Linked DNA regions of Homo sapiens: region 1 is linked to region 2. The links are chromatin contacts, found by Hi-C in ENCODE. All regions are on one chromosome and are shown on one strand. The core of a region is the stretch at or near the end of the contact, and the rest is flanking DNA. Distances in the headings are between cores, read along the strand shown. Region 1 holds the start of NKD1 (NKD inhibitor of Wnt signaling pathway 1). Region 2 holds the start of LINC02179 (long intergenic non-protein coding RNA 2179).

What was found. A loop is a pair of places that touch in the nucleus more often than their neighbours do. Pooled maps may share reads with other maps.
Region 1: a map of CD8-positive, alpha-beta T cell shows a loop between it and region 2 (4-fold over the local background). The contact joins the promoter of NKD1 here to the promoter of LINC02179 in region 2. A Hi-C loop is called at or near these places in 2 of 168 maps with a recorded cell type or tissue (CD8-positive, alpha-beta T cell and naive thymus-derived CD4-positive, alpha-beta T cell) and 5 of 50 pooled maps.

What each region holds. Positions count from the first base shown.
Region 1 is chr16:50,545,790-50,552,625 of GRCh38, forward strand. NKD1 (NKD inhibitor of Wnt signaling pathway 1) reads left to right here and starts at 2,607. Exons shown (of 10, transcript NM_033119.5): 1 at 2,607-2,789; 2 at 2,928-2,960; 3 at 3,633-3,766. The coding sequence starts at 2,765. RefSeq lists silencers at 2,250-2,699, 2,740-2,929.
Region 2 is chr16:49,462,777-49,469,509 of GRCh38, forward strand. LINC02179 (long intergenic non-protein coding RNA 2179) reads left to right here and starts at 3,330. Exons shown (of 2, transcript XR_243442.1): 1 at 3,330-5,705; 2 at 5,803-6,733. RefSeq lists an enhancer at 2,000-2,501.

The sequences.
Region 1 (6,836 bases), core at 1,357-3,856, 1.1 Mb after region 2:
TTTTCATGTTCCTACAGCTCAGGGGTTCTTACTTCAGCATTACCCACATTTGATGCTGGATCATTTGTTCTGGTAGGGTGGGGGGGCTGCCTTATGCATTGTGGTATGTGTAGCAGCAACCCTGGCCTCTACCCACTAGATACCTCCAGGCATTACCAAGTGTCCCCTAGAGGGCAAAATTGTTTGCTGTCAGGTCCTTATGGGATGGAAAGAAAGAAAAATGGCCTGTTACCCCTGGTGTAACTTACTACACTGTTTACTAATTCATCATTTATTGTTTCTTGCCTATCTTCCCCCTAGGTGAGTGGGAGTTCGATGAGAGTGGCAGTTGTCTATTTTGTTCACCGATGTATCTTAGGTGACTAAAACAATGGTTGTCACATGGCTGGCCCTTCATATTTGTTTCCAGATGGAAGACTCTCTTTCTAGTGGTGGAACATTAGTTTTGCACTGTGTTGGGACAACCTGATGTAGTGAAAACAAGCCTGGGCAATGAAATCAACAGATTGGAGTTCAGTTCCTAATTGGGTCATGGATGAACTTTGTGACCTTGGGCAAGTGAGTTCACCTCTCTGAGTTGAATAGGTTCCCTCCTTTCTAGAACAAGTATGAGTCTGCATCAGAGAGTGGTTGCGAGGGCTACACATGATGGAGGATGAGGACTGGCACATCAGAAGTACTGAATGAAGAATTGTAACATAAAAATGACAACAGTAATATATTTTTGTGGTTTCAGCACTCTTCAAATGAAACCACCTGGCCAACAGGATTTTAGTGTACCTGCTTATAACATTAGCCTTCGTTTCCACCAAAAAGGGTGTTAAAAAAGGAAGCTTGGAACATGAAAGTAAGACACTTGGATGAAGAGATTTATGACTCTGGGGGGCTGTGAATTCCTAATGTCCTTTTGAGACATGTAGATCTTCCAGAGCGATGCTGCCCAATGCAGTAGCCACTAGCCAAGTGCAAATGGTCACTTGCAATATGGCTAGTCTTTGAGATGTGTTTTAAGTGTAAAATACACACTGAATTTTAAAGACTTAGCGCAATACAAAGAATGTAAAATATCTCATTATATCTTGAAATTATACTATTTTGGATATATGGTGTTCCCTTGGTGTCTTTGGGGACTGGTTCCAGGATCCTAGAGGATACCCAAATCCCCAGATGTCAAGTCCGCTATATAAAATGTCCTGTAGTATTTGCATATAACCTACACACATCCTTCTGAATACTTTAAATCATCTCTAGATTCCTTGTAATTCCTAATACAATGTAAATGTTATGTAAATAGTTGTTATACTATATTAAAAAGTTTTTTATTCTTTATTTTTGCTGTATTATTCTTTTTGCATATTTTCAGTCCACAGATGGTTGATGCCACAGATGTGGAACCTGTGAATAAGGAGGGCTGACTGTATTGAGTTAAGCGAAATATATTATTAATATTTCATCTATTTCTTTTTACTTCTAAAAGATGTGGCGACAAGAAAATTTAAAATTACAAATGTGGCCCACATTATATTTCTATTGGGCAGTGCTGCTCTAGAGAGTCGGCAAAAAGGGCAGAATGGAGCCTCCATTATACAGATCACAAAACTGAGCACAGGTAATTCACTCCAAAGGTCGGGGCTGGTCTCACTCTGAGCTGCGGGTTTTCTTTTCCCACGCCAGAGCTGCCTGGTGCCAGGACGAGCGTAACACGGACCCACAGTGTCCCCAGAAGGGGGCAGGCGTTCTGAGAGCCACAAAGGTGGGGTGGAATCCCTTGATGTCGACCGCCACCATCCCCCTCCCCCCGCGCGACCTCCCCGCAGAGACCTCCCCAGACAAAACAAACAAACCCTTGGGTCTGGCGAACTGCAGCGGGGAGCGGAAACCAAGGAAGATCAAAGACTCAGCGGTTACCCCCTTCCGGGCCGCGCAGTTTGGCAGCGCGCCCCGACCCGGGCGGGCACCCACGGGCCCCCGGACGAGGAGATCCCAGAGACTGGCTGATAACGGGGCGCTTTGGACATTTGTCGCTGCCTGGAGAGGGCTGGGCTCACACTGGCCCGGGGTGCGCTGGGGGCTCCTCCTGGACTCCCCAAATAAGAAACTAGAGGAGTGCGGTGGTGGGGGGCGGGTCACGGGGCGGGTAATGAACACTTTCTGCAGAAGGTAGGTCGTGGGAAGACTGGGAAAAGGCAGCGCTGCCGAAGCTTGCACCTGAGCAGCTAAGGTCTCCGCTCCCGACCTCAGTTTCCCCACCTGTAAATTGGAGCCGCCGAGTCCCGCCCTGCCCGTTTAGAGAGAACGTGGAGCGGAGGGAAGTGACAGTACAGTTAGCGATGGCCGGGCTGTTCTGTCCCAATACGCCTCCTGGACAAGCCGCCCCGCCGGGTCGCCAGCCCTGGAGCTCGGCCCCCGGCCCCAGACCGCGGCAGGGAGCGCGGACTGTGTCCCGCCCCTCCCGTCAGCGCCCCGCCCTCGTCCCCGCCCTGCCCCGCCTCCGGCCCCGCCCCCGCCGCAACCAGCCTTGCCTTTGATGCGCCGCACCGGCCAATGGGCGCGCGGGGAGGCGCGGGCCGCGGCGGCGGGCTGGGGGCTCGGCGCTCCCGGGCGTCAGTCGGGCCGCGGCGACGGCGGCAGGAGCGCGTCCCGGCGCCGCCTCGGGCTCCGCTCGGCTCGGGGGCTGCTTCGGGAGGAGGAGAGCCAAGGGAGGCGCCAGGCCCGCGGGCCGGGCGCATGGCTTAGGGACGCTCCCGGCCGCCGCAGCCCCAGCATGGGGAAACTTCACTCCAAGCCGGGTCAGTGCCCCCGCCCGCGCGCTCGCCCCGGGCCCCGCCGCCGTCGCCGCCGCGGTCGCTAACTCTCTCCCTTCCTTTCTTTCCTTCTCCCGCCGCCGCGGCTGCCGCCGCCGCCGCCGCCTCGCGATGTGCCTGCAGCCGCCGTGTGCAAGCGCAGGGAGAGCCCGGAAGGTAGGGGCGCGCGGGGCGCAGACCTCGGGGATGGACGCGGGGGACACCGCGGCCGCGGCAGAACGGCCCAGCCCGCCAGGTCTTATGACCAGGGCCACCCCGAAGCCCCAGTTCCGGCCACCGGCCCCCCAAGCCCGCTCCCTGAGCAGCCTTCGCGCCCCCTCCTCTGTCCCTCCTACCCGCTCCCCGCGGTCCTGCGCTCCCACCGCTGACCCTCAACCCCTCCCCCTCCCGCGTCCCTGCCCTCGGCTCTCACGGCACCCTCTCTTCAGACCCCCAAGCGCCTCCCCGCAAGACCCTGCCCCCTCTTCCTGCCCCCCGGCCCTTCTTCCGATATCCTGGCTCCTGCACCTACTGCGGCCCCTCTCCTGACCCCCAGCCCTCTCCTCCGCAGTCCTGGCTGCCAGTGCTCCCTGGTCTGATCCTAAACCCGTCCTCCTGGGGTACTGCTCACCCCTCTTGCCCCCTTCTGGCTCCTCGCTCCTAGGGCTTCGCTGAACCCCCCTTTACTTACCCGCGTCCCTCTCTTGGCTCCTGCCCCAGCCCGCGAACCCCCTCCTGGCCCCCGTGCCGTGGTCCTTCGCCTCCCACCGCGCCTCCTTCTTCCCTCCGCGGGGGTAACTTTTGGCACCTGGAGCCAGACTCAGGGGCTTCATGTCGTCCCCGTCCCAGGTGACAGCTTCGCCGTGAGCGCTGCCTGGGCTCGGAAGGGCATCGAGGAGTGGATCGGGAGACAGCGCTGCCCGGGCGGTGTCTCGGGACCCCGACAGCTGCGGTTGGCGGGCACCATAGGCCGAAGCACCCGGGTATGATTCCCCACCCCTGCCCCACCTCCTGGCCTCCTTTCAGCCTCAGAGATGGGTCCCCAAACCCATGCACCCCAACTTTGAGCACTTTCCTGCACAGCTTCTGGGTCTGAAAATCTCTTCTCAGCTGCCCCCTGCCCCACCAACGCGACCCTCTGCCCGCATGCCTTGGAGAACCTCGAAGTGCCCAGCTGGAGGCAGAGGGCTGCCTGGGGGAAAGGTCCTAGGTGGGGAGGTGGTGAAGGTCCAGTTGATGGGGAATCGTGTCTGTACCGGCGGGATTTGGGGGCCTGCTCTGACTTCTACCTTGTTTCTGCCACCAGCATTCAAAGGTGGAGGTGGAGTAGGGGCTAGAGAGAAGGGGGTATTAGGGGTGTCTGGGTGGAAGGCAGAGCTGTGCTGGCCCCAGGATCTGAATATGTTCTGATTGTCTGTGGCATTCATCAGTACCACCTGTACAGGAACCCCAGTAGAGCAGGCGGCCCTCTGGGTAGCAGATCTAGGGGGACTGAGACCTGGAAGACCCCTTACTTGGCATATGAGATAGAGGGCCTCATTCCACTGTAGCCTGGGCAGAGCCCTGAGCCTTCACCCCGTGTGTCTCTGAGGCTGGAGTTCCTGGAGGAGCACTAAGTGTGATGGGAATGAGTGAGTCCAGCCCCAGCTCCTGGCCTGGGACTTGGCGTTCACAGATGTCCTGTGAGCTCCGGAACTCTGCACGGGGCTTTCAGGCAGTCTGCGTGGAACTCGCGCAAGCCTAGGATCAAAGGATGAATCAACTTTTTGATGTGACATTTAATTTTTTTTTTTTTTTTTAACTTAGAGGGGGAATAGACTGAGTCTCAGGTCTGGTTAGTTCTTTGGTCTTATCCATGGGCTGGGGAGAGGCCAGTGGAGACTTCAGATGTGTTTGTATTTGGGTGGTGGGACCTGGCAGCTCGCTTGCAGTGCTGGTGTCGGGAGGTGGACCTGTGGATAAAGTCAGTTCCTGTGTGTGGATGAAATAACCTCTGGGCCTAGGAGAAGCTCCCCTGTCCTCCTCCACCGCCACTGCTTAGCTGGGGGCTTCTCTGTCTTCTGTTGGCCGGGTCGGACTTGGAGCTGCTGTCCCCTAGTAAAGGTCAAATCTTGGTGGGCGGGGGGCACTGCAGTTGGGGCCCTTTAAAAAGAGAACTACAAACCTCTCCTTCTTCCCCTGCCCTTTCTAGTTTTTGATCTACTTATTTATTTAAAGGCCAACGAAAACGGTCTAATTTAGCCGTATGAACAAATGCATTTACAGCTCCAGACAGAGGCCAACTGAGTGGATTTCCATTAATCAAGTTTTGGGTTTTTTCAGCCTGTTTATTTTTACAAAGTATTCCTGCAGAATGACATTTATTTGCAGTCCCTCCTTTTTCTTTTTCTTTTCTTTTTTTTCTAAACTGCCAGGCAGCTTGCTCCATGCTAGAGGGAAAACTTGAAATACAGCGAGGGCTTACTTCAATTGACTTTTATCTTCAAAGCCATAACAAATGTTACCCGCATGTTTTTGGTGGGTCTCCTTGGCATCCAGTCTGGGAGGATGGGAGGGAGGAGGAAAGAGGGAGAGGAAAACAAAAGTCTGTCGTTTTTAATTAAATAGTAGTGTTCCCAGCGAGAGGAATGCAGGCCACTAAAGTTGCCATTGGGGGAAGTGAGGGAGGGTGGGGAGGGGGCCCCAGCTTAAGTCTGTGGCTTTGGTGAAGTCACGGAATTCTGTTGCCTAGTTTCTTCCCCCAGCTGAGGACAGCATGGGATGGTGCCTGTCCCCCTCTCTCCCTCACCCCCTCTCTCAGAGAAATGCTGAGAGGTCATTAATGTTTGTTCAAAGTACTTTTGAAGATGTGAGGCTCAGAGCCGTTGGCATGACATGTGTCAGGTGGTTGGAGGGTGGGCCGCAGCCATCAAAGTTGTTATGCAGGGGGCCGGCCTCTGTCTCCTTGGGAGTTGTTCTTGCTGCTGGGGACCCAGACGCCTGGGTTTTCACCAACCTTGGCCCCAGATGGCCCAGCCAGTGTGTCTGCAGAGGTAGGGATAAGGAGTCAGAACTTCAGGGGGAGCCCAGGGTGTGGAACAGCACTCCAGGCATCCTCCAGGTGATTTCAGGTGGAATCTGGGGGAACATTTTAAATCTTAATAGTTATCTTTTTTTTTTTACCAGAAAAAAAAATAACTAGGACATCAAACCCATGATTTTGCAGATTTTATTGCTTAGGATGAAGCTAAGTTAAAAAAGAGTCTAACGTGAAGTCCATTCAGAGAAAAATATTAAGTACAAGTGGTCAAAATTGTGAATGTGGGAATGGAATGCCCCAAGTTTGGGAAGCACTAAGATATTGAACAGGACAGCAATGGGCAACCCTCAGGCTAGTTCATTTCCCTGATTCCCTCTGGTGCCGAAGGGGTAGCTGGTAGGTTCTTCCATGATATCATCAGGATGTAGGAGGGCATGGGCTCCAAAGTCTGCTGGTTTCCAAGGGCTGGCAGAGGTCCTCCCACCAACCCCAGGCCTGTTTTGGGGCTAGTCTCTGCCTCTAGTCCTTTACGTGGCCTGTCAACTAAGTGGCTGGAGACACAGTGGCTCATCCAACTAGTATTATTGTTATTGCAATGATAACTAGTATTTATTAAGTGCCTATATGTGTCAAGCACTTTGCTTACATTATCTTAATCCTCCCCATAACCTTGTAGTGTTGACAGCCCGCTGGTGTGGACTGTGTGTTTCTCCCTTTCTGGAGCACTTTCTAGGAGAAGCCATTTGTAGAGAAGCCCTGTGCCAGGGCATCCGCCTGGAGGGTGCTACATACAAAACTCCCAGAGAGGGGGTGCTTCGAGATGAGCCAGTCGTGGGGCAGGCAGAAGCAGGAGTGGCCCCTGTTTGCCCTCTTCCTTCCTGATGAGGTCTGAGGGGCTTGGGAAATGTCCCAGATGAGTCCAAGTTGCCTGCAGGGTCCTGAGATGTGAAAGGGTGACCATGCTGGCATTAAACTAAGCCTGCCCTCTTAAATACAGAAATAAATGAGGTCAGGCTCTGTCCTAGTGATTTGTC
Region 2 (6,733 bases), core at 2,080-4,579:
CAGGGACAAAGGTCCAGGGAGCAACAAACACTCACGCTCAGTGCCCGTCCATCCCTCTGTGCCTGCATCCAGTCAAGGGACCCAGGCAGAGCGCTCACTACTTCCAGGGTCATAGAGCACTGGACTGTGAGTCCTGGGCTCCAGTGAGATTGGAAGCAGAAGGCTCTGGGACAAGACTGCCTGGGTGGAAAACCAGCTGAGTGCCCCTTAGCTCAGTCTCTGAGCCTCAGTTTCCTCATCTGTGAAATGGGGTCGCTGTGTGCCTCCCCGGATGTGGTTCAGCACTGGCCGGGCCTCATGAACATGGGCCTTCACCCCCATGGTCTTTGGCGGCCCTTTCTCCTTCTCTTCTCTGTCTCTCCAGTAGGATCCTCTACAGCCCTCACCTGTGCTTGCCAGGAAGCAAGGGAGTCACCAGATCAGCAGCTGTTTCCACTCTGACAGACACCTGCCCACTGCCAGCAACAGCCAAAGGCCTCCAGAGGGGGCCTCACCTCAGTGCACTCTCCCTGGGACCTGTGCCCCTCCGTGCAGGAGACCTCCTCCCCCAAGGACAGCCATCAGTGCAGCCCACGACACACCCCACAGCTCCAGCCCCTCAAAAGCCAGGAACATATATGCCAAAAATCGTACTTCTCCCATTAAAAAAAAAAAGTGGTACATTAACTGGCAGGAGGGAGGGATGGCAAGGTAGGGGGAGAGTGCAGAGCATGTGGGCCTCACTAAACCTTTGAGCTGCTTTCATTCAGGGATTTCAATGCTCCAGTTACAAGAGAGTTGTTAACCTCGTCATTAAAACCTCCGGACCCAAGGCTGACGAAAGGGCCAAGAGGTCAGGATGGCTCAAAAGTACAAGATTCAAAAAGGCGAGGGAGGGCTGCTAAGGGACCTGCAGGGAGATGGTGGCTGCAATGTCATCCCCTCAGAGAGGCCTTCCCTGGCCATGCTCCCCAAGGGGGCCCCCTCCCCTTCTTCTCTGAATGTCACCAAGGTAACGCATGCATTTCATGGCACACCTGGCTTTCTGTCTGCCCTGACAAGATTGCGGGTGGGAACCACATCCGGTTTGTTCAGTCTTGATGCTCTGTGTCTGGCTGTGGAGATGTCCTTGCAGTATTTTCTGAAAGGAAATGTGTGTTAATTCTGGCTAACAGGGTAGCTTGCAACAGATGAGCAGATGAGTTCTAGAAAGGGAAAAAATCAGCTGAATGTGGTGGTGGGCACCTATAACCCCAGCTACTCGGGAGTCCAAGGCAGGAGAATCGCTTGAACCCAGGAGGTGGAGGTTGCAGTGAGCCAAGATCGTGCCATTGCACTCCAGCCTGGGTGACAGAATGAGACTCCATCTCAAAAAAGGAAAAAAAAAAAAAAAAAAAGATTTAGAAGTCAAGGGGAAAGTTCCAGGCAACGAACCTCAATCCTAGGGGACAGGCCAGCAGGATCTCAGCCCTCTGTCACTGCCTGTGCAGCCTGGGAGATCCCCTGACCTCCCTGTGCCTTGGTTTTCCATTCTGTAGAAGGTGGGGGTGGGGGCTGGCACATAAGTAGGGTAAGTCCCTGGGAATGCTCTGGCCCTGGGATTGGATGGGGTGTGGCAGGTGTCATATAATTAAAAATTAGCATTCTATTGAACCAGGTGAAACTGACTTTCTTGTGGATGAAAAACGGTCAAATATAGGCAATTTCATATGGTTCAACCTACACAATAATTCTAATAATCGGGCTTTGTAGGGACCGTGATAATAGCGTTGAGCCATACAGTAGATCCATTTAGTACAAAGAAATGAGGGGCTGGGTAAAAGGATCCCTGAGTTCTCTTTCAGACCTGTCTATTTTGGGGTGTCGAGAGTTTGCCCTGAGTGGCACAAAACAAATCACCCTCTCAACCTGAGCCAAGCAAAGAAGGTTCACCTGCCCCATTTGGTCCACAGGGCCAAATGCTTGGGACCCCGAACTCCCACCCCACTCACCTCGCATAGGAGCAAAGATTCTGGTGTGGAGTGGAGCAAGAAGGGCGGAGAAACGCCTAAAACGGGGAGGGGAAGAAAGGAAGAGCAAATACACAGAGCAGGACACACAGAGCCACACAGGGACACAGGCAGGGACTCTCACAGGGACACACCCACACACTTGTCAGTTCATTGCTGAAGCACATAGAGTGTTCAGAAAAGAGGGGGGAATGAGACACAGTCAGGTGAAGAGCGCCGGAAACGCTGAGAGGCCCCGGGGCCCAGTAGGGGGCGCTGTGACGAGCGCCCGGTGAGGGTGAGGGTGAGGGCTGCCAGCGAGGTGGGCGCGGGCGAGGTGGGCATGGGCTGCGGGGAGGCGGAGAGGGCTGAAAAGCCCCGGGGCAGCCTGAGCGCGGGGTTCCCTCGGCTGCGGGCTGGGAGTCTGGTCTGGGCCCGCACTGTTGTCCCGGGTTCTGACACCGTAGGCTGAGCCAGACCCCGGAGACCCTGGGTTGCGGGGGAGGTGAGGCCGGACCCAGGAGTGGCGACCGGCGGGGCTGTGGCTGGTCCCTTAACGATGATGGCCACCTCACAACTGGGCCTTGTTAGAAGAAAAAATCTCCGGGATGTGAGGGCCCCGGCGGCCTCTGTGCGCTTCCCTGCACCCGGCTGTGTGAGGTGGGGAGAGCTGGGATCCACCTACAAGGAGCAGAGGCGCCAGACAGCAGCACGAGGGTCCCGCTGCAGGCGGCTGTGCACACGGCAGCCGAGAAACTCCTCTCCCCTCTTCAGGGAGTCCCCAGCTCTTAGCTCCATTTTACGTGCAATTACTGGAAGAGCCCACATCGGCCAGGAGCCCCACCTCCCAACCTCAGGGGATAGTTCAGGGGTGTGCAGCACCCCAGGGAGGACAATCGGGGTTCTTCACTCCAATCTGTGTTGAGAGGTTGGGAGCTGAACTGCGGGTTGTTGGCAGCGGGTGTTTTCTGCTGCATCAACTAAGAAGTAGAAAAGTCTGATCATCAGAGAGAGAGGAGCAAGGGCAGGAGATAGAGAGACTTCCAACAGGGTCTGCGCGCCTAACTCTTGTTCTTGAGATCAACACAGTCCTGCTTTCAGCCTCCGCCAGTCACCACAGGGCCTTTGAGCCAAACCCTGTTTTTGTTTGAGCTGGTTTGAGTTCTGTCATTTGCATCCCAAACAGCACTGATGACTACACAATACACACACAGACACATAGTAAAGTAAAACAAGAAAGGACAAATGTGAATGAGTTTTCATGGGAAGAGCTCTGAGGACCCTAGCTTCGCCACCTCCCTGCTTTGTGACGTTAGGCAACTTCATAACCTCTCTGAACCCCTGTTCCCTTGCCCGTGACATAAGAACAATAACATCTCTTTTGCAGGATCATGCAATGCCCTCCGGCCAAAGGCTACCAGGAACACACCTTTCGGTTGAACAAAGTTGGCTTTTTGAGTCACTGCACTGGAGGGGAATGCGCACCCCTGGATGTCTCGGGGAGGGGATGTTAGTAGGACTGATCATGGGATTTGGGCTCGCATTAAGTGATTTTGCAGGCTGTTTCTCTAGGCTGGATGCTGTCAGGAAGCAAGGGTAATTCTGTGATTGGGTATGTCAATGATTCTCTTCTAGACGGCAGGAGGAACTGAGCAAAGCTACAACTGCAATTAGTTAAGAAACATTTGAGCCAGGAAGGGGAACATTTGGGCAGTTTTGTCATTTGGACGATGTTCACGTTTTCGTCTGCGTTCAGGCAGGACTACAGAATGGTCTCGTCTTTGTTTTGATCCTTCATGGTTACCGAGCGGTCTTGTCTGATGTTTCTGGGCTGTAGAACTGTTCATGTCCAACAGAACACCATGGCCTGGCTGTGAATGCCAGGCCAGCCCAGGCTGTCAGAGGGCTTTCCCCTTTCTCAGTTGTTATGAGGATAACGTGCCCACACTTGGCAAACCATAGGCAATATTTCAGCTATGCTGGAGCAGTGATGATCTGGAGGTTGATACATTATGTGGCAGAGGCTGCCCGCACCACAGAGGCTCAGAGAAGGTTGAAGTTGCACAGGGATGCTTCCAGCAGCAGTGTTTAAGCTGGGTTTTTAAGGATGAATAGAAGTTGCAAGAGGAGGAAGGATGACTCCAAATAAATCAGAGCAGAGGCCTGATTAGCCCACTTTGGTGGGTTGTCATGGTGCCTCTCTGCCAAGAGGCAGTAGTCCCCCATAGTTGACCAGGGGTCCCCCATCCCCACTTCAGGCAACAGGATCTGGACTGCACCAGGAGGAACACATGACTGTGCCAGTCAGCACATCACATCCCCATGGCCCATGGCTGTTTAGGGCAGGCGTATGACTGACTTGTCCAATAAGATAAGATCTCAAAACAAATCACCCTCTCCACCTGAGCCAAGCAAAGAGGGTTCACCTGCCCCATTTGGTCCACAGGGCTGTTTCAAGGCCCTGTTCTCAGCCTCCTGTTCAGGATCAAGTTTCACAAATGGATCCTTCTCCTATGTCAGGCCTTCCTGACTTCTCCCCCTCTTGGCTACTCATGCTAATTCCATGTCTGTGGTAGAAGAAGCCCCACACAGGCACTTACGGGGCTTCTACTGGATGCATCCTCATAGCCATCTGCAGGGGAGGAAGGAGCATCCCCATTTTATGGATAAAGAATTGGCTCACAGGTCCAAGGTCCCATCGCCGTTAAGTGGTGAGGCCACATGTAGCTGATTTCAGAGATTTGCTCACTATGCCAGGCTCCTCTCGAATGCTGGCTTCTGGTCAAGTAAATTAGTCCACAAAAGTTATCCACAGACAGTTATTGAGCACATATGATTGCACCCAGCTTTGGGTCAGCCTCTGACACAACTCCTTGGAGAAGGGGCATCCTAGGATTAAGAAACCAGCTCCCCCTACATAGGACCACCCGTCAGCATAACAAAGACGCCGGGTCTGGGGTGCCAATAGCAATGGAATGGGAGCTTCACTAAGGACAAACAGCAGCATCTGCTTTACAGCGGTGGGCCCGAAGATCAGGCAGGAAAGGAGAAAGGAGAAAGAAGGTGAAGTCTCTTGAATAATAGGAAACCACTCCCTTGAGAGTCTGGACCTGACTCCTGGCTTTGGGGTCAGGCAGACGTGGGTCCCTACATATCCTTTCCTAGCTGTGTGACTTTGCCTGCCTGAGCCTCAGTTCCTCTAACTGTAGAGTAAGGATAATAATGGTGCCCTTTCCTCTGGCTATTGGATGGCTATTCTAAGCTGCTCGACTCATTCCCCCTCCCAGTCCTAGAGCCTAGCATCTGGGCTGGCATTAACCTTCCAGGAGCTGATGATGCACCCTGCTGACACCAGGGTGCCTGATGGACCGGGCTGCTGCTCGAGGAGGGAGTTGCTGGCTGTTTCCTCCTTTGACTCCCACTGGACCCATGAACTTGGGCCTTAGGTTGAGCTGATGGGGGAAGGACACGAGGCAAGGACTGAGCTTGTAGTCAGGCTCCTGGGAGCCCGCTGGCCCCAGGAACTGACCATGCAGGCCCCAGGCCCCATGCTCTTTGTAACTTCCTCTCACTATCCAGGACCACATGAATGGAAGTGCCAGGAAGACAGGGCTTTCGATTGCTTGGTTCATTGATCCATCCCAGCACCTGGAACAGGGTCTGACAAAGATGAGGTGCTCTGTACACATTTGTTGAATGAATGAATGAGCCTCATCCTGGCGGAAAGGGGGCTGTTTGGTAAGGTAAAGAAATAGAGATGTTGTTAGCCTACTGCACATAGGAGTTTTCCTAGGAGAGGCCATTGACAAGGTTTGTTTGTTTTTCTTACATGAAGAACTTGAAATTGCTAAAGCCAGGTGCTCAAAAACAAATGCCTTCAGAGGCCAGGCAGGTGATGGAAATGTGGATGGGCAAAGGTGTTGACCAAGAGGGATGTGTGGGGACTATGGGCAAACAGAGAGGGCTTTTTGCACCTAAAGACCTTCAAACTGCAAAAACTAAGCACCACTTCTACAGCCAACAAGAGGCCATCTGAGGGCCATGTCCATCTGAAGGCCTATCCCACTCAGGGCCTCCCAGGCATGGTTCCTGAATCCTGTCTCCCTCCTAGCCTAGCGAGAGGCCTGCCAGAGTACTGCCTTCATGTGCAGGATGGGGACATCCAGGCCCCAGGTCACAGCTCCAGCTCCATCTGCATCCTTCATGCTCCCTAAGAGCCTGGCAGCCCAACTCTTCAGAGGAAGCAGTCCTTCCCTACTGCTGTTGCTGCCTTCATGGCCTCAGCTGGGTCCCTGGGGCTGGCACCTGGCAACCTTATACCCCCGGGGCCAACACCCAGGCCTGCACATGTGTGCACAGACACAGGACATGCCTGCGTGCACCCAAGCACCTGCCCCCAAAGGCATACTCAGGTGCTTTTGGGCACCTTCTGCTCTATTCATAGATCCCCTTCTCCAGGAAGTCCTCCCTGACTATACTCCCTCACACTGCATGCTAGATCTGCCCCTCCTCTCTCCAGGCCTTCATCATACCTCACAGTGACCTGTGGCATCCCCTCCCCTGGGAACAGTGGCTCTGGTGGGGAGGAACTGTATATGACTCACTTCTGTGCCCCCCAGCACGGGCTTGGCACAGAGCAGGTGCCTGCAAGTGTTTTCTGAGTGCACAGGAGAAAGTTAAGAAGCATCACAGATATTAGGCTTCCTCAGTTCAAATCCCTATACGGCTACCTACTTGCTGTATGACTTGAGCAGGTAGCTCAAACC